Linked DNA regions of Homo sapiens: all the other regions are linked to region 3. A link is a loop called in an ENCODE intact Hi-C map of the cell type or tissue named here. Cell type or tissue: endothelial cell of umbilical vein. All regions are shown on one strand.

What was found. A loop is a pair of places that touch in the nucleus more often than their neighbours do. Peaks named below come from ENCODE experiments on the same cell type or tissue, not always from the same donor. Only the 100,000 strongest peaks of a DNase experiment are listed, where the experiment ranks them.
Region 1: it touches region 3 in a loop (5-fold over the local background); 8 of 110 quality-filtered maps call a loop at or near these places.
Region 2: it touches region 3 in a loop (4-fold over the local background); 9 of 110 quality-filtered maps call a loop at or near these places.
Region 4: it touches region 3 in a loop (6-fold over the local background); 3 of 110 quality-filtered maps call a loop at or near these places.

Annotation. Positions count from the first base shown.
Region 1 is chr2:98,835,079-98,840,078 of GRCh38, reverse strand. It overlaps CRACDL (CRACD like), which reads left to right. Exons shown (of 10, transcript NM_207362.3): 3 at 1,792-1,960. Among named protein-coding and RNA genes, the nearest start is that of LINC02611, 66 kb to the right of the region's middle. RefSeq lists a silencer at 2,639-2,933. In endothelial cell of umbilical vein, a CTCF peak has its summit at 2,795 (motif pointing right); a DNase peak (open chromatin) is centred at 2,808.
Region 2 is chr2:98,819,853-98,824,852 of GRCh38, reverse strand. It overlaps CRACDL (CRACD like), which reads left to right. Exons shown (of 10, transcript NM_207362.3): 7 at 1,316-2,996. Among named protein-coding and RNA genes, the nearest start is that of LINC02611, 50 kb to the right of the region's middle. In endothelial cell of umbilical vein, a CTCF peak has its summit at 1,941; no DNase peak of the experiment used is centred here; H3K4me3 peaks cover 994 bases; H3K27ac peaks cover 669 bases.
Region 3 is chr2:98,755,487-98,760,486 of GRCh38, reverse strand. No RefSeq gene overlaps it. Among named protein-coding and RNA genes, the nearest start is that of LINC02611, 14 kb to the left of the region's middle. In endothelial cell of umbilical vein, no CTCF peak of the experiment used is centred here; a DNase peak (open chromatin) is centred at 2,216; H3K27ac peaks cover 1,933 bases.
Region 4 is chr2:98,689,215-98,694,214 of GRCh38, reverse strand. All of the region lies in intron 2 of MGAT4A (alpha-1,3-mannosyl-glycoprotein 4-beta-N-acetylglucosaminyltransferase A), which reads left to right. It also overlaps the pseudogene YWHAQP5. Among named protein-coding and RNA genes, the nearest start is that of MGAT4A, 39 kb to the left of the region's middle. In endothelial cell of umbilical vein, no CTCF peak of the experiment used is centred here; a DNase peak (open chromatin) is centred at 2,694; H3K27ac peaks cover 1,339 bases.

The sequences.
Region 1 (5,000 bases), 80 kb before region 3:
AAGTTTAAGAAAATAGCAAAGTAAACCTGCAGAAAGTAGGAAGGAAAGAATAAAGATAAGAACAGAAATTAATACAATATGAAATAAACATTCAACTGAAAGAATTAACAAAGCAAAACTTTTTTAAGGCAATTAAAATTGATAAGCCTGTGGTGCAATTGATCAAGGAACAAAGAAGAGGCACATTTATGATAATTAATATCAGGGTGAGAAAAGAGGCATCAATCACTATAGATGTTGTGAATGCTTGAAAGATAAAAAGATATTATTAATAATTTTTTGCCAATACATTTGAAAATTTGGAAAAAATACATTTTCAGAAAAATGTTACTTAAAAAAACAGATTCAGGAAGTAGAAAAATGGACTAGTCCTGTCACCATTAAAGAAATCGAATTACAAAGCCTAGTAGGAGAAGAAATATAGTTTGAACAAATGGATGGCTAAGCCCTGCCAGTGGAACAAAGGTGTACAGCAGTTATGCTTGAGCTCTGCCAGTTACACTTGAGGAGACCATTAATGCTGTAAGCAGCATTTTTGATGGTCATGATATTGAGGCTGTGTATCTATTCAGGCCTTCGAGGATGCATACCAATTTGTTGACTAGGCAAAAGCCACAGGGTGTCCTGACCAAATGCAGAAAACTCTTAAGAATCTTTCAAAATCATAAATGCTCATTGAGAACCATCTACTAACAACATAAACATTTTTTACGATTATAAAGTTGAGAACACTTCCACACTAGAAGGTGAGAAAACTAGAAGGTGCTGTAGAACTGACTTATCCTTGGAGAGGGATTTGTTCTACCTGTAATGATGTAGGAACTCCTACTAAAGTAATCCTAAGTAATTCTCCCCATGAGAGTAAGACCATGTAAGCTTCCCAAGGAGGCAATAATATAAACACAACAGAAAGATCCTGGGTTTTTTAAGGAATTCAGTTTATTAAATTATTATAAAAAGTAATAAATTGTGCAAATTTTCAGGATGTATTAGACAGCATCCTGGTAGTCTACGATGCTGCATCCCTCCACTGTCAGTTCTGTAACTATTCCGGGAAAGGAATGAACTTTGCTGAGCAACTAATGTGAAATCATGGAAACCTGGGTATGATAGAATTCATGGGAGAGAATGAAGCTGTCACCAGAGGAGCAATCACAAAATGTTGAAAAGTGTGGTGAATTCTAATAATCCAGGAAGCATGGCAGAGTTGGGCTCAGCCTGGCCACACCCCTCCCCTGCAGGGATGACCAGTCTCATTGTTTTTCTCACCAAAAGTCATTAGCTCATCATGCAGTTGGTGCCCCACAGACCCACCTTCTTGCCCATGAGGTTGGGCCTCCTCTGATTGTCCTTGATGCTGTATTCACACTAGACAAAGCAATTCATAATTTTTATTTTATTTTATTTTTTTTGAGAGAGGGTCTTGCTCTGTCACTAAGGCTGGAGTGTAGCGGTGCAATCATAGCTCACTGCAGCCTCAAATATATTTTAGAAATCAAAACTTGATTATACATGAGAGGAAAGTTGCTAATTTTGATTCTGTGATCATCTTCCAAAGTGTTCTTGTGTCTTTTATTTAAATATCCTAAATAAAAAGAAACAAGATGTGTTTTCAGGTATGCAAAACTGGTATACCATGTACTTTTGCGAAGTAAAAGGACTTTTCAGAAGCAGATAACTGATGCATGGATGGAAATCTTGCTTTCTCTCTTTTACGTGCCTGTTGCATACATGCACATAAACACACACTGTAACAGTCTTATTTATTATTTTTTTCTCTAATCTGTATAGGAAAGAAAAAATCTAAATTCAAAACTTTTAAGAAGTTTTTTGGGAAGAAGAAGAGAAAAGAATCGCCGTCGTCCACAGGAAGTAGCACCTGGAAACAAAGTCAGACGAGGAATGAGGTCATTGCCATCGAATCCGGGCCAGTGGGCTACGACTCCGAGGATGAGCTGGAGTAAGTTGCATTTTACATCCCTCGGGCCAGGAGCACCTAAATACATGATTTCATTATCCTGGTAACTTGCTGGATTTCTGAGCCCCCTTTCCTCCTGGGTAATTCCATTAGAGGTTCTTCCATAGAAGTTGTGTTTTCTGTCTTTTCAAACCTAGGGATGGAGAATGCTGTGTGTGTTTAAGTCCACAATAACTGTGGGAGAGGAGGTACTATATGCCATTTTATAAACGGACAAAATAAGCCCTAGATAAAATTTAGAACTTGCCCAACATCCTACAGCTGAAAGTGACAGGATCAGGATAGGGGCCCTGGTTTAACTTGACTTAAAACTCTTTTGAGGACCTAGATGCTATATTAGAAAAATGCATTTCTCTAAAGTTGAACGTTAAGTAATCTAATCAGAATATTTTCACTTGATGGGGGTGGGGAGGGGGCGCTCCTTGCTATCTTAGAAAAAAAATCATCCAAAAATATCATAAAGAACAGACCCAATAAGCACAAAAAACTGGGGAGGTCTAGTAAAGAAATCCTTATTTTTGTAACTTGTGTTTCATTAAAATATAGTTACAGTACATATGCTGCAGTTATTCTAGCAGTTATTCCTGTGACTAAGAGGAAACGAAACAGATTTGTTGCTATGCTAGCTTTTACCTTTTTTTTTTTAAGACAACGCTGGCCCTTTAAGGATAGAACTCTTCAGAGAACATAATATCCCTCAGGTTTGGGGTACAGACCACGCTGAGATGGGTCCCAGGCTTGAGCATCCCAATAGTGGTGTCCTGTCCCCTCTCTTGCTCTCGCCCCTCCCCAGCCTCCTTGCCTGTTTTTTAAAGGAGTAGAAATTTTGCTGGCCACTTGGTGGCACCAGATGACTGGAAAGGAAAGATTGGAACCTTTTTTTTTTTTTTTTTTCAGTTTTGGGTTTGATTTAGGTTTTGATTGTTTTTGGTGCTAGCAGGGAATGTAATAGACTCACATTGCACCATGTGAAGTGTGGAAGGGATATACTGTGCATGCATTTTTTTTTTTTTTTTGAGACGGAGTCTCGCTCTGTCGCCCAGGCTGGAGTGCGGTGGCGCGATCTTGGCTCACTGCAAGCTGCGCCTCCCGGGTTCACGCCATCCTCCTGCCTCAGCCTCCCGAGTAGCTGGGACTACAGGCACCCGCCACCACGCCTGGCTAAATTTTTTTTGTATTTTCAGCAGAGACGGGATTTCACCGTGTTAGCCAGGATGGTCTCGATTTCCTGACCTCGCGATCCGCCCGCCTCGGCCTCCCAAAGTGCTGGGATTACAGGCGTGATCCACGGCGCCCGGCGTGCATGCATTTTTTTTAGGCGGTTCTCTGAACTCTTGGGGAACGAGATGTTATCGCGATAATATTACTAATTATTCAATGTCATCACTTTGCAAGCCCCAGGGAAACTCTAACACCCACCCCCATCCACCCCTGTCTCTTGACTGGAGCACACAGTTCTGGTGTTGGAGAGACAGGCCTGGGAGTGGCCCCTCCAACCACAGACAGGAGCCCAGCCAGAGGGGCAAGCTGGGATGAATTGTCCTGTCCGCTTGCTGATGTCCTCCCTGTCACAGGAGCCCATGGAAAGTGGAGACGGTGTGCTTTTTATCTTGATATTCCCAGCACCTTGCAGGGAGCTGGCCCTCAGTGACTGGTAACAGTTTGCTGGTTTTGATGCTAGGCAAGGAAGATTGGGAATGGAGCATGATGAGGCCTGGGAAGTGCAAATGACATTTTTAGAGAGCAGCACAGAGGAAGAGGCAAGTACTGCTTGGCCTGTGGGAGAGTCTGCGGCAACTTCTCATCCATCACTGTGGGGAAAACAGCTCCATTTACTAAGGCACATTAGTGCGAGCAAACCACATGGGACCCTGTGGGTTGAATAAAGTGACGCCCATTTATCGTGTCTGTGTCTGTGCGGTTGTGCTTCTTAAGTCTGTTAATCTATAACGATTTCCTTTTGCCCTCTCCCTTTGTTTCACGTCATTGATCTGAAGGAAGAGCAGGGCCATGTGTCCTGCAGAATGTCCCATATTCTGGCTTTGCTTTCTCTTGGTGTGACTCAACTCTTTCCTATATTCTCCCAATTCCCGGTACATCATTCGATGGATCCAGATTCTGTCAGGTTCAAGCAGGTGCTGGTTGTTGTCACATCCCATGATGAGTCACCTGCTTTCTGAGCAGTGGGTTCAGGGTGTGTCACTGTCGTCCCTCCACCAACCTTCACCTGACAGTTTTAACACCTGGTGATGATCTGTTATTTTGTCACAAAGTGGTGGTTTTTCTAATTCTATCATTCACTGTACACTTGCTAACTGAAATTCTTTGATGAAGAACTTTCCTTCATCAATTGCTTGGTTGCTCCGAAATACAATTTGTAAAGTCAGGATCATGCTTGGCTCTCCTTTTATTGATCCACCCTCAGAGTAATGACGTGGCCCCCTAGCAACTCCTGACAGTGGCCAGTGGGTTTTGTTTTTTTCTTTTTTTTTCCAAATATCATTGGGAATGCATTACTTTTTATATATTTGATTTGCTTTAATCCATGACAGTCTTTATTCATTTTAATGCTCAAGTTGTTCCATCTTAGGCTGTTGAGAGTCACTTGAAATTCGCTCCGTCTTTTGACATGACCCCATTCATCTTTGATGGCTTCCTTACTTTCTTGTCCAATGAGAAATCTCAGGTTTATTTGGTATATTTTCTTCCCCTGACCTGGAATCAGCACTTTCTTGACAGGACCCTGGCTCCCTCCTTGTGGTGTGAAATGGCTTTTAAAGACCTCAGTCCAGCTGCCAGGGGCGATGATTACTAATTGGCTGTCACTGATTCTAAACCTTTCCAGTGGATATAGCTAGGAAATGGTTTATTTTTCAAGAGAAAAATTAACCATTAATTTGCTGATATTTCCAATTCAAGTTTAATAAAACAACATTTTTACTTCTTTAATTCTTTGTATTCTCTTTTCTCTTACACTTGAAACCAGGGCTCCTTATGATATTAACAAAATGACTTATTTTCT
Region 2 (5,000 bases), 64 kb before region 3:
TCCTCTTTTTAAATCCAAAAGAATAGGATTGTGCATTTTGGCAAGAGTTTGCTTAGGTATTGTCACAAACATCCCAGGCATCCTATATTCTATTAGCAAGCAGATGCCATGAAAAATGTTAAAATAATAACAAACAGCAAGAAGAAAAACCTATTGCAAACATACCCTGTCACAGTTCCTGCTTTAGAAAAGGGGAAGGAGAGAGCAATAGCCTGGGTGACTCTTGGTGTCTAATATCACAAACTTTCTAAAAGATCAGTCTCTACACCATCAACCTTTTCGTCATTTCCACATGTTACTTTTGAATGATTCTTGGTTACCTGGAGCTCCTTTCCTTCCCGAGAGAGCAGGAACTGACTTTGTGACAATAGGAGGAAGTTGGACTGGAATCTGAATTCTAGAGGTCTTTCAGAAGAAGACTATCACAAGGCACTGTATGTTTGCCAAGCCAGTAGGGCTTCAGGAGGCCAGAGAAGGGGGGAATCTTAAACTGCATAGAGTGGGAGAGTTTGAAATAGTCCTTGGGGGCCCTGGTAGAGTATCTTGGAGGTTGGGGGCAGGGGGGTGGGGGAGAGTGGGGAGGTGACAGTCACTCAGACCAAGTGTCTGGCACAGTGTTGAGGGCTTGGTTTGACCTGAGTAGGGAGTGGAAGAAACGGCTTAAGACCAGAGAATCTAGGACTTTAAATTTAGCTGAAAATTTTGGTTTTATCCTATAAGCCATGGTTAGCTATTGGCATGATATGAGCCATCTTTTAGGAAAACCAGTCTGGCTTTACTATGAGGGTACATTCCTGAAGTGTTGACATGGGAGACTGGCTGGGAGGAACACAGAGCCATAGAGTCCCAGCTGTTCAGCTCGGCCACCTGCTTGCCCAGGCTTGAACAAGGTATTGGCCTCTCTGAGTTCCTGGCTCTCAAGTGCAAAAAGGGACTCATCATCCCTTCCTCACTGGGATGAATGGAAGATTAAATGAAATAACAAGTGTGGGAGCACAGAGCATAGCAGACACTGGCTGCTGTTGGTCGCCTTCCCTTGGCGTTACTCTAGTCCACTGGTTTTGAGGCTCTGCCAGAGGAGCTGTAGACATTTACTTTGGAGGCATATCTGCCATTGTCCTGATAAACTTGTGAGCCCAAGTAGACCAGTAGGATACAGACTGAGAAAAGACACCCGTGGGTACATGCCTACTTAAGTGCCAGCTTTATAGTGCTGCTATCACTAAACCATTATAAGCCTTGAAAAAAGTGGGGAGGTGACAGGCTTCCTGGAATTGGCTATAGCGACGATGCTTTTTATCTTTATTTCTCTCAGCGCGCTCAGTCTGAATCCCTGAGCGACCTGACGTGCACCCCAGAGGAGGAGGAAAACGAGGAGAAGCCACTTTTGGAAGTCAGCCCAGAAGAGCGCCCCAGCTCTGGGCAGCAGGACGTGGCGCCAGACAGAGGCCCTGAGCCTGGGCCACCGGCGCCCTTGCCGCCACCCGGAGGGGCCCGTGCCAGACGCGCCCGCCTGCAGCACTCCTCCGCGCTCACGGCCAGCGTGGAGGAGGGGGGCGTCCCCGGGGAGGACCCCTCAAGCCGCCCGGCCACCCCGGAGCTCGCCGAGCCCGAGTCGGCCCCCACTCTCCGCGTGGAGCCCCCGTCCCCGCCGGAGGGCCCCCCGAATCCCGGTCCCGACGGCGGAAAGCAGGATGGGGAGGCGCCCCCCGCAGGCCCGTGTGCCCCGGCCACGGACAAGGCGGAGGAGGTGGTCTGTGCTCCCGAAGACGTCGCGAGCCCGTTTCCCACCGCCATCCCTGAGGGGGACACGACTCCCCCCGAGACTGACCCCGCCGCCACCTCAGAGGCGCCCTCTGCTCGCGACGGGCCAGAACGCAGTGTCCCGAAGGAAGCGGAGCCGACGCCGCCCGTGCTCCCGGATGAGGAGAAGGGGCCCCCAGGGCCGGCGCCTGAGCCCGAGAGAGAAGCGGAGACGGAGCCCGAGAGAGGAGCGGGGACCGAGCCCGAGAGAATTGGGACCGAGCCCTCCACGGCGCCCGCCCCGAGCCCGCCGGCGCCCAAGAGCTGCCTGAAACACCGGCCCGCGGCCGCCAGCGAGGGCCCCGCCGCGTCCCCGCCGCTTGCCGCTGCGGAGTCTCCCCCGGTGGAGCCCGGCCCCGGTTCCCTCGACGCAGAGGCCGCCGCCCCGGAGCGCCCCAAGGCCGAGCGAGCCGAGGCGCCACCGGCGGGCGCCGAGAGGGCGGCGCCAGAGCGGAAGGCGGAGAGGGGCGGTGCCGAGCTGCGAGGCGCGAAGAAGTTCTCGGTGTCCTCGTGCCGAGCGCGGCCTCGTCCGGGCGTCTCCCGCCCGCTGGAACGGGCCAGCGGCCGCCTGCCCCTCGCGAGGAGCGGCCCGGTCTGGAGGAGCGAGGCGGCTCTTGACGACCTCCAGGGTCTCCCCGAGCCCCAGCACGCGAAACCTGGCCCTCGGAAGCTGGCGGAGCGCGGCCCTCAGGACTCGGGGGACAGGGCGGCCAGCCCGGCCGGGCCGCGCAAGAGCCCTCAGGAGGCGGCCGCCGCGCCCGGCACGAGAGAGCCCTGCCCAGCCGCCCAGGAGCCGGCCCCGAGTGAGGACAGAAACCCCTTCCCCGTCAAGCTCCGGTCCACCTCCCTCTCGCTCAAATACAGGGATGGCGCCTCTCAGGAGGTGAAGGGTGTGAAGAGGTACAGTGCCGAGGTCCGGTTAGAAAGGTCGCTGACCGTGCTCCCGAAGGAGGAGAAGTGTCCCCTCGGGACGGCCCCCGCCCTTCGAGGCACCAGGGCCCCCAGCGACCAAGGAAAGGGGAAGGCCCGGCCCCCCGAGCCGCTCAGCTCCAAGCCGCCCCTGCCCCGGAAGCCGCTTCTGCAGAGCTTCACGCTCCCGCACCAGCCCGCGCCCCCCGACGCCGGCCCGGGAGAGCGGGAACCCAGGAAGGAGCCCAGGACGGCGGAGAAAAGGCCGCTGCGCAGGGGAGCTGGTAAGAGCCCGCCGAGGGTGCGGGAAGGGCAGGGCCTGGGGAGATCCACATCCACGGGCACATCTTGCTGGACACTCGCCAAATGCTCCTGGTACAAACTTTGTTGCAGGGGAATTGGAAGGAGTCAGAATTCCCACTAACATCATGTCTGATCTAGAGCAAGCTTGTCCAACTCGCGGCCTGGGCCCGGGGCGGCTTTGAATGTGGCCCAACATGAATTCGTAAACTTTCTTAAAACATTGAGACTTTTTGCGAATTTTTTTTTAAGCTCATCAGCTGTCCTTAGTTTAGTGTATTTTATGTGTGGCCCAAGGCAATTCTTCCAGTGTGGCCCAGGGAAGCCAAAAGATTGGACACCCCTAATCTAGAGTAAGGAATAGGCCGACCTCGGTAGCTCATGCCTGTAATCCCAGCACTTTGGGAGGCCAAGGCCTGCTGATAAGCCCAGGAGTTCAACACCAACCTGGGCAACATAGTGAGACGTCGTTCTACAAACAATTTTAAAACTGGCCAGGCGTGGTAATGAGGGCCTGTAGTCCCAGCTACTTGCGAGGCTGAAATAGGATTGCTTGAGCCCAGGAGTTCAAGGCTGCAGTGAACTATGATGGTGCCATGCACTCCAGCCTGGGTGACAGAGTGAGACCCTGTCTGTTTTAAAAAGAGAGAGATAAAATAAGGAATAAAGAGTAGAAAAGGGAAAATAAATACCAGGATTTTGCATAAGTACAGAGAAGTCAGTGTGTAAACATGAGATAAAGAGAAACGTAAAAACTGATTTTGATAGGACTCTCAGCGAATCCCTCAAATTCTTCTCCCACTTTTGACCTAAGAAACTCAGCAAAGTCCAAATCCCAGGACATGTGTACTCATTTTGATGCAGGTTCTTTCAGGGCCTAAGCTATTTCTTGGCTATAAATGAAACATACTCCTCTATTAGGGTCCTTCTGACCTTTTCCTCCAAGAAAGAATTTCCTCCTGCTTCATAATCAGGTTCACGTGGCTCAGCTGCAACATGGAAAGTATTCCATATATTGGAATCACAAGTCTGTATAAAACGTAAGTCTCTCAAGAGGGTCAGCATTTACTTGCTGTCCTGAAAGGGAGATTGGGTTAACATTGAGGCAGAACGTAAGAATATTTGAAAGCAGCTGTCTTTTGAAATGAGCAGAGACAAAGTAGATGACCTTTCTCTGTCTTTGACATTTGTCACTTCTTATAGTGTTTCAGATGAAATGAGAAATCTGTTGAAAATGTGTATTTGCAGCAGAGCTAAAGAATCTTTCATTGCTGGGTTTTTTGTTGTTTTTGTTGTTGTTTGTTTTTGAGACTCCGTCTCACTCTGTTGCCCAGGCTGGAATGCAGTGGTACGATCTTGGCTCACTGCAACCTCCACCTGCCGGGTTCAAGTGATTCTCCTGCCTCAGCCTCCCAAGTAGCTGGGATTACAGGCACACACGATACTACACCCGGCTAATTTTTTTATATTTTTGGTAGAGACGAGGTTTCACCATGTTGGCCAGGCTGGTCTCGAGCTCCTGACCTCAAGTGATCTGCCCGCCTCAGCCTCCCAAAGTGCTGGGATTACAGACATGAGCCACCATGCCTGACCTGCTGGTTTTTTAAATTAATGGAAATCTGTGAACCAGAAAATGAAACTACACAAATAAGTTGTGTGTGCATGTGATGGGGGCCCTAGGGAGAAGTTTTCCATGACAAATTTTGTTTTTTAAAAATGTTTTGGCCCGGCGTGGTGGCTCACACTTGTAATCCCAGCACTTTGGGACGCCGAGGCAGGCGGATCACAAGGTCAGGAGTTCAAGACCAGCCTGGCCAACGTGGTGAAACCCCATCTCTACTAAAAATACAAAAATTAGCCAGGCATGGTGGCGCGCACCTCTAATCCCAGCTACTCAGGAGGCTGAGCCAGGAGAATCGCTTGAACCCAGGAGGCGGAGGTTGCAGTGAGCCGAGATCACGCCACTGCACTCCAGCCTGGGTGACAGA
Region 3 (5,000 bases):
CTCCTCTGGTCCCCATTTCCTTATCATAATGTTGAGGAATGATATGTCTTCTCAGTTCCTCCTCGGTCATAGGGTAACAGACAAGCACGGCACAGTGGTCACTGTCACACAACAGCAGGGGATCTATGGGTGCAGGCAAGTGGCAAGATGACATATGTGAAATCATTAAAGTTGTATCTCAGATCCAGATGACAAGGATTGTTAAAGGCTGTTTGCATAACCATATTCAATTTGGGGTGATGCAGAAGGGGTATTCAGGGTCTGGTCAGCTCCCACGGGAGGCTTCCTACAACCTGCCAGGCCTTCACCTGGGCAGGCAGAATGCTAATGCCACCAGCTAGGAGGATGTTCTCAGAGGGACGGAGGAGATGGCAGCTTCTCCAAGTTGATCCCTCAAAACCATGACTTCTCTGAGATTTGTGTCTCAGGCACTCGTTTGCAATGACTACTGTAGCAAAATGACTAGGCACGTGCAAAAATGCTGCATCCAGCTTGTTTGAACAATTGCAGTTGTTCAATTTCATTCAGACCAATTAGGCTATATTTTTAGTATGATTATTCAAAGCATTGGTACTCCTTAGACAAAATCTTAGCTAACAAAAGTTAGCTGGAATGAAAATTTTACAGAAAGTAGAATATCTTTGTTACCAAAGGGAAGTTTATTTTGATAAAATTAAAAAGGCCAGGTACAGAATAACATGCAACTTAAAACTATCACGAGTGGGACAGTGTAGACGTGAGAAGAAGATGCCTTTGGGGCCAATGGGCCTGCATTCACATTTTATTTTTGCCACCCTTTTCTTTGGTGACTTTATTACCTTTAAAATGGGAAAGATACACATGTACCTTCCAAGTTACAGGACGGATTTACATTCTTGGCACCATAAATATTAGTTCCTTTTTTTTCTACATCAGTGAGAAAGGATGTGGTAAAACAGGGGGAAAAAAAATAGGCAAGGCCTTTGTGTTTTTGCTTTTTTTGTGGTCTAATTTCTTTTAACAAATAACAGTTGTTTTTCTGATTAGGAAAGTAACACATTCATTGTAGAACACTTGGAATATTCAGAAAAAAATGTATTTTTTTTTAAATCGCCAGTAATTCTACCACCAGAGATAAATACTATGAATGTTTTTGTTTGCACTAAGCACACCTATGTGATTGGGATAATATTATTACCTAAAGTGTTGTGTTCCACTTTTCATGCATGTGCTCTTTTTACATTCTATTTTATTTTGAGACAGGATCTCACTCTGTCACCCAGGCTGGAGTGCAGTGGTGGCATCACAGCTCACTACAGCCTCAAACTCCTGGGCTCAAGCAATCCTCCCACCTCAGCCTCCCAAGTAGCTGGGACCACAGGTGTGCACCAACACACCTGGTTAATTTTTTGTATTTTTTGTAGAGACAGGGTCTCACTGTGTTGCCCAGGCTGGTCTCCAGCTCCTGGCCTCAAGTGATCCACTTGCCTTGGCCTCCCAGAGTGCTGGGATTGTAAGTGTGTACCACTGTGCCTGGTCTGTACTCTCGTTTTTAAAAAGACTCCTCAAAAACGTTGGAATTTTCCTTATTTTAAAAATACTGTTGAAGAACATAACTTAATGGTTATATAATAATATTTCACTATATTGCTGTACCATGTTTTATTTAGTCCTATTTTTGGACAGCTAGGCTGTCTCCAAATTTTCTCAATACAGAAATTCTACATAATATTCTTGCACACAAATTTTGGTCCACATCTGTTGACGTCTTTAGGATAAGTTCCTAAGAGTGGAATGAGCAACTCTAAGGGTTTTTTAAGTGGTCCTGACTTATATTGCTAAATTACTTTTCCAAAAGATTATGGTAGTTGATGGCCCTACTATGAGTGAATGGTAATTTTTGTACCGTCTGGTCTCAGAACCAAACCATCAGCTACATTTTTAAAATAATGAATTGAGAATGGATGAATTGTAGGCACATATGGGGGTTCTATTTCTCTTTCTATGGGACTCTAGGTATGATTTTCCCATTTTTGTAATTAGGATATACGGCTCCAGGAAATTGAGAGTGAGCCAGATAGTTTCTGGAGAAGTCAACTGTACCGAGGCCAGGAAACACTAGTCATCCCTGAGGGTCAAACACAGTTATGTACTAAGAATGAGGAAGTCCCACACAAAGTGGCAAGATGCTGGGTTAGCCCACAGTCTTAAGAGGGAAACCTGTTCCAGACATGACTTCCGCCCTTGGCAGATGAGGCTTCTGGTTGCCTGCCAATTATAACTAGCTAGAAACAGCATCACGGAGAAACAGTAAAGCAACAGCAAGGTGGCGGCTGGAGACTCGGGCATGAGGCCCAAGGCCAGGAGAGGAGCAGCGGGTGGGAAAAGCCTGAAGGAGGGGCTGGGTCTAGACCAGCTAGCAATCCCACAGCAGCCAATAGCCCAGCCTGCTGGAGAAGAGATTTCTAGAAATGCAAAAGTTTTCACATGCAACCACGAAAGCAGTTCACGGGCGTTCCTGGCACTGTCAGGAGGAAGTCAGGATCACACAGGGTGCACCTGGAAAGCAGCTGCCCTCCCCAAGTTTGACCTGGGCTAGCAGCTGGTACTGCCATGTGGGCTCTGGGTTTTATGAAGTTGCAACACCAGAACCAGGAATTTGGGGAAGATAAAATAGAAACAGAGAAAATATTTATATTTATTTAGACGAGAGATGTGCACAAACCACAAGCCCTGGAGATGCAGGGCGTCTAAACCATTGCCATTATTTCAGTAGCTTTAGGAGAGTTCGCAAGGTAGCTAATGATAAGAAACAGGAGAAAATCATTCTCCAACCCTCACAAACGAAAATGTCTGATCCGAGCACCCGTGGCTGTCTCACTGCTTAACCCTTCCAAAGAATAAACATGAAGTACTCTTCAGTATGGCTATGGGAAGAGCACATCCTGTTGCATTAGGAAACTTTAATTACTAAGTTTGATAAATCAAAGGTTGTCATTTACATGATACATCTTAACTTCAGCAAGAGGTTTAAACTCATCTCACATAAATCACTCAACAACCAGAAAAATACGGTCCTGATGTTGGCATGAGAGAACACACAAAGAATGTTTTCAAAGGCTGATCTTGGGCCAATATAGCTTAAATTTTCATCAGTGATGATAGAGGAGGGTGCAAGAGTAAATGAATAAAAGAGACAACCCAGTATGGGGTTAAAACAGTAACTAGCCATTGAAGATAGGGGGAAGTGAGGGGTAAGTCAACAGAAATCAGTAGTATAGACATATAGAATGAAGTTTGATAGCATCACTTGCCTTTAAAAATGAACAAATTAAGAAAATAACAAATGGAGTGAACACACAGCCTAGTAAAACATTCACTGTCTGGAGTCTCCAAGAATAAGCCACCCTAGGAAGCTAGGTTTCCCATCTGAGAAACCTTAAATAACTAATCTTAGGTTTCATCCATTCGTAATGGAAAGTTTTCAAGAATGTGTCACTCATTTCTCTGCTTTTTTAAAGAATGTGATGGGCCGGGTGTGGTGGCTCGCACCTGTAATCCCAGCATTTTGGGAGGCCGAGGTGGGTGGATCACCTGAGGTCAGGAGTTCAAGACCAGCCTAACCAACATGGTGAAACCCAGTCTCTATTAAAAATACAAAATTAGCTGGGCATGGTGGCACATGCCTGTAATCCCAGCTACTCGGGAGGCTGAAGCAGGAGACTTGCTTGAACCTGAGAGGCAGAGGTTGCAGTGAGCCGAGATTTTCCATGGAGTAAATTTGCTCCATAACTTGTATACGAGAATGATCTAGGGTGCCTGTAGGTTCAGGCAAGTGAGTAGCTAGATTTAAAGTATGCCATACTTTAAGAGTTACATCAGGAGTGTCTAGCAATAAAGCCTGATATTTTAATGAGTCCCCCTGTCATCCACTGGTGTCTTTTAGTTTCTAGGACTCCTTGTACTTGGTGTGGGGTTAAAACCTCCAGATGTTGTCTTAAAGCCAGTTTATTGTTTCATCTACTAAGGCAGTTGCTGCAACTGCCCTGAGGTATCCAGGCCATCTTGAAGTGACATGGTCTAGTCGTTTAGAAAAATATGTCACTGGTCAGGGAATAGCTCCCAATTTCTGGACAAAGACACCTAGGGCAGTGCTTTGTTTTTCAGTCATATAAAGGAAAAGCGGCTTATCAAAATTAGGGATCCCTAGGGCTGGGGTTGATCCCAATTTCTCCTTGAGAGTTTTAAAAACCTGTTCACAATTACTATCCCATTCAAAAGGACCTACATCTGCTCCTTTCAGAGTCTCATCAAAAGGCTTGCCTATATGCCCAAATCCAACTACCCATAAAGAGCAGAATCCTGCCATCCCTAGGAAAGTCCACAGGTGTTTTCTAGTTTGGGGTTTTGGAATGTCCAAGATAGTTTCCCTTCATTCTGGTGTTATTGTCAGGGGTTGGAACTTATTCTGAGTATTTAATCTCTTGAGTTGAAATCTGGGCTTTGTGTGGTGAGACCCTGTACTTACTAGTTCCCAGAAAGTTTAGTAACTGAATGGTATTTTTGTCCAAGTTTCTTTTAGTTGAGCTAGTAACCAACAAGTCACTCACCTATTGGGTAATAGTGTTTTTACTTAATTGTACCATTTTAAATTCTCTAGGTAGTGCATTTTTAAACAGATTAGGGTTGTCCCTAGACCCCTGGGGAAGAACTGTCCAAGTTAATTAAGAAACTAAATGGCTATCAGTATCAGTCTTTTCAAAAGTAAAGATGAATTGTGAATCAGGGTGTACTGGAATGCAAAAAAAAAGGTCCCTGGGCTAACAGCGTGTAGGGATTGGGCACTGTAGTATGTATAGGAATGATAGTCTCATTGACAGCTCAAAGATCTTGAACAAATCTGTAGTCTCCATTTGGCTTTTTAACTGGCAAGATTGGTGTATGACAAGGAGATTCACAGGGCCTTAACAACCCAAACTGCAAAAACTTAGCAATTAGTGGTTGGATCCCTCTTTATGTCT
Region 4 (5,000 bases), 66 kb after region 3:
GCAGATTGCGCTCCTTGCTGGACAGCTGGGTGCCCCACTTGGTCATGGCCTTCGTGTAGGTGGCCATGTTGTCACAGTGCTTAGCCTGCTGGGCCAGCTCTGCCTTCACCATGGTGGGTGGGTGGCTGGGGCTGGGGCTGGGGCCAGGCTGGAGCTGGGGCTAGGGTGGAGGATGAATCGAGAGAACAAGAGCTCTAGACCATTTACATTTAATGTGATTATTGTTACGTTAGGCTTAATCAAGTCTACCATTTTATTTTTCTTTGTAGTTTGTTCCTTCAGTGTTTTAATTTTTTTTCCTGACTTCTTGTGTGTTCCTGAAACAGTTTTCAAAATTCCATTTTGATGCATCTGTAGTGTTTTTGAGTGTATTCCTTTGTATAGATATTTGAGTGGTTGCTCTAGGTATTTCAGTGTACATATATAACTTACCGTGGTCTACAGGGGTTGACGTTTTATCAGTTTGAGTGAAGTATGAAACTATTTCCTTTAAAGTCCTTTGCCCTCCCCAGTTGATCTTTTTTTTTTTTTTTTTGAGAGAAGCTCTCACTCTGTCACAGCTCACTACAGCCTTAACCTCTAAGGCTCAAGCAATTTTCCCACCTGAGCCCCCGCAAGTATGTGGGACCACAGATGCGTGCAACCACACCCAGCTAATTCTTTAATTTGTCTATAGAAATGGGGTCTCGCTTTGTTGCCTAGCCTGTTTATAATTGTTTTAAATATTTCTTTTACATTGAGAACCACATCAGACAATGTTACCTTTTTGCCTCAACCATCAAACATAATTTAGAAAACTCGAGAAAAGGAATGTCTCCTTGCATTTTTTTCTCTTTTTCAGTTTTTCCCTTTTGATGTTGCAAGATTCCTTCCTTTATCATTTCCTTTCTTTTTTAAGAACTTCCTTTAGCCATTCTTTTCAGATAGGTTTGCTGATGGCAAATTCCATCAGTTTTCTTTTTTATAAGAATATCTTGATTTTCCCTTTATTCCTTACAGATAGTTTTGCCAGAGATGGTATTTGAGATTGACAGTTCTTTTTCTTTTCTTTTAGTGCTTAAAAAATGTGCCATTTCCTTCTGATCTCCATGGTTTCTGATGAGAAATTTGCTGTAATTCAAAATCTTTTCCCCAGTAGGTCATGTGTGTTTTCCCTCTGGTTGATTTCAAGATTTCTTCTTTGTCTCTAGTTTTCTAACGTTCAATTGTGGTGTTTCTTTTCATGGGTTTCTTCAGGTTTATCCTGTTTGGGTTTTGCTCAGCTTCTTGAATCTTTATGTAGGTTTATGTGTTTTACCAAATTTGGGAAATTCTAGCTATTATTTCTCCAAGTACAGTCATGTGTCACTAAATGATGGGGATGTGTTCTGAGAAATGCATCGTTAGGTGGTTTTGTTGTGTGAACATCATAGGGTATACTTACACAAACCTAGATGGTACAGCCCACTACACACCTACGTACTGCTCCTAGGCTACAAACCTATATAGCATGTTACTGTACTGAATTCCATAGGCAATTATAACACAATGGTAAGTATTTGTGTATCTAAATATATTTAAACATAGAAAAGATAAAGTAAAAATACCGTATAAAAGGCGAAACAGTATACCTGTAGAGAGCACTTACCATGAATGGAGCTTGCAGGAGTAGAAGTTGCTCTGGATGAGTCAGTGAGTGAGTGGGGAGTGAATGTGAAGGTCTAAGACATTACTGTACACCACTGTAGACTGCCATAGCCTTCACAAATACTGAACTAAGGATATACTCAGTTTATAAAAATATTATTCTTTCTTCAAAAATAAATTAACCTGGCTAGGGGTAGTGGCTCACATATGGAATCCTAGCACTTTGGGAGGCTGAGGCGGGAGGATCACTTGAGCCCAGGAGTTCAAGACCAGCCTGGGCAATATAGTGAGACCCTGTCTCTACAAAAAAAGAAAAAAACCACAAAAATTAGCTGAGTGTAGTGGCATGTACCTGTACTTCAGCTACTCTGGAGGCTGAGGTGAGATGATCACTTGAGCCAAGAAGGTTGAGGCTGTGGTGAGCCTTGATCAGGCCACTGCACTCTAGCCTGGGTGACAAAACGAGACCCTGTCTCAAAAAATGTTAATAATTAATCTTAGCTTATTGTAACTTTTTAACTTAAAAAAATTTCAACTGACTCCTTTGTAATAACACTAAGTTTAAAACACAAACACATTGTATAACCACATAAAATATTTTGTTTTTTATATTCATATTCTATAAGCTTTTTCTATTTAAAATTTATTATTTTTTTACTTTTTAAACATTGTTGTTAAAAAGGAAGAGACATACACATTAGCCTAGGCCTGCAGAGGGTCAGGATCATCAGTTTCCTAGTCTTCCACCTCCGCATCTTGTCCCACTGGAAGGCCTTCAGGGGCGGTAACACACATGAAGCTGTCATCTCCCATGAGAACAGTGCCTCCTTCTAGGATACCTTCTGAAGGACCTGAGGCTGTTTTCCAGGTAACTTTTTTTCCTATGAGCAGAAGGAGTATACTCTAAAAGAACAATAAAAAGCATAGTATAGTAAATACATAAACCAGTAACAGTTGATTGTCATTATCAAGTGTGTACTGTACATAATTGTATGTGCTAGACTGTTACATGACTGGCAGTGCAGTAGGTTTATTTACACCAACATCACCACATCCATGTGAGTCATGCATTGTGTTATGCTGTTACAATGGCTACAGTGTCACTAGGCGATAGGAATTTTTCAGCTCTATTATAATCTTTTTTTTTTTTGAGACAGAGCTTGCTCTGATGCCCAGGCTGGAGTGCAGTGGTGTGAGCATGGCTCACTTTACCATCAGCCTCCTAGGCTCCAGTGATCCTCCCGCCTCAGCTCCCTAGTAGCTGGGACTACGTTACCCAGCTAATTTTTGTATTTTTTGTAGAGATGGGGTTTCACTGATTTGCTCAGGCTGGTCTTGAACTTCTGGCCTCAAGCGATCCTCTTGCCTCAACCTTCCAAAGTGCTGGGATTACAGGTGTGAGCCACTGCGCCCAGCCTCCATTATAATCTTACAAGACCCCTGGACATATATGGGGCAGGACTGTACTTTTCCCACCCCACCCTCTTTCTCTATGTTGCTTCTCTATGTTCTTCTGTGTTGCTGATGATAGCCCTCTTTCTGTATGTTCTGTGTTGCTGATGATAGCAGTGTTAGATCTCAGATCTTTTGTTACAGTTCCAAACGTCCCTGAGGCTCTGTTAATTTTTTCCTTAGTCTATATTCTCTCTTTTGACTAGATTGGGCAATTGCTGTTGTCTTTCTTGAGGATCACTGATTCTCTCCATCTGCTCTTGAGCTCACCCATTAAGTTTTTTTTGTTTCAATTATTATATTTCATATTCTGAAACTTCCATTTGTTTATTTATATTTTCTATTTCTTTGCTTAGGGTTTCAGTTTTAAAAATTTGTTTAATGTACCCATTGAAGCATTTTTATGATGGCTGCTTTAAAATCCTTACAAGGTAATTTCAACATCTGCGTCATCTTGGTGTTGGCATCTGTTCATAGTTTGTTCTCACTGATGTTGAGATTTTCCTGGTTCTCAATATTATGAGTGATTTTCAGTTGTGTCCAAGGCATTTTGGGTGTTTATTATAAGACTCTGGCTTTTATTTACATTGTCTGTCATAGCTGGCCTTTTCTGACATCATTTTGGGAGGGTACGGGCTGTGCCACCTCATTATGCTGGTGGGAATGGGATGAAAGTCCAAAGCATCCATCAGTACCCAGCAGGGAGGGATTCCTCCTTCCAGCTGTGCAGGGTTGGGAGGTCAGTTTCCCGTAAGTCCTGTGCTGATGCCACACTTGCTAAGAGGGGAGAAGGGACCCTGCTACTGCTTCTCCTGTGGCCTCCACTCACACCTCACCAGGAGGCTCATTACTGGTGGAGGGTGGTGAAAGTCCCAGCTCCCTCACTCAGTCTTTCCTGACCCCATCCACATATTATGGGTGTCAGGGGGCCTAGTAACAGTTGGGCAAGGGTGGAAGTCTAGGCTCCCTGCCTGGCCATTGCTGATAGAGTGGGGATGGGACCATGTGTTTTCATGGTATATGGCTGGAGTAGAGTGGTGATTGTCTGACGTTTTCTGTCCTGCTGGGTTGCCCTTTACTGAGTCCTTTGCATAGGGTTAGCAGGCTTTTCTTGGTCCTTTTTTTTTTGTGCTCCTGTTGGTATTTTCAGGTTGCCGACTTTTCTAGTTCCCATTCTAGGATATATGAGGCAGAAAGAAAATTCAGAGAACTCACTACTGTGTTGTTTCTTGGGTCCCAGTGACTCTACCCTTTCTGCCTTCTGCTTTCCACCTTTCAAAGTCTTCTTATTTTTTATTTTTTGTGGTGGTTGTTGAGACAGGGTCTCACTGTGTTGCCCAGGCTGGAGTGCACTGGCACAAACTCAGTTCACTGCAACCTCTGCCTCCTATGCTCAAGCCATCCTCCCACCTCAGCCTCCCGAGTAGCTGGGACTACAGGCGTCTGCCACCACGCCTGGCTAATTTTTGTATTTTTTGTAGAGACAGGGTTTCCCCATGGTGCCGAGGCTAGTCTTGAACTTCTGAGCTCAAGTGATCCACCCGCTTCAGCCTCCAAAGTGTTGGGATTATGGATGTGAGCCATGGTGCCCAGCCTTCTTATTTATAATATCTGGGTTTATAATTGTGTTTAGCAGGATGCATAGAGAGAAGTGTGTCTATTCCATCTTGGTCTGGAACTGGAAGTCTCATCTGAATTAGAGAAAGTTCTTCAAGGATATTGTCATCTGAAGACTCATAGTCTGAGATTTTGCTTTTATGATCAATTTCACCACCATTATTAGAGTCTATAGTGATACTACCTGCTTTCTACATTCATTTTCTGATTTGTCCTACAGTTGTCAGATGTCTTTGCTGTAACTTTTCTTCTTTTTGCCATTTTGGGTACAAAAAGGAAAAATCCTGAATTCCCAGTTGTTTTCA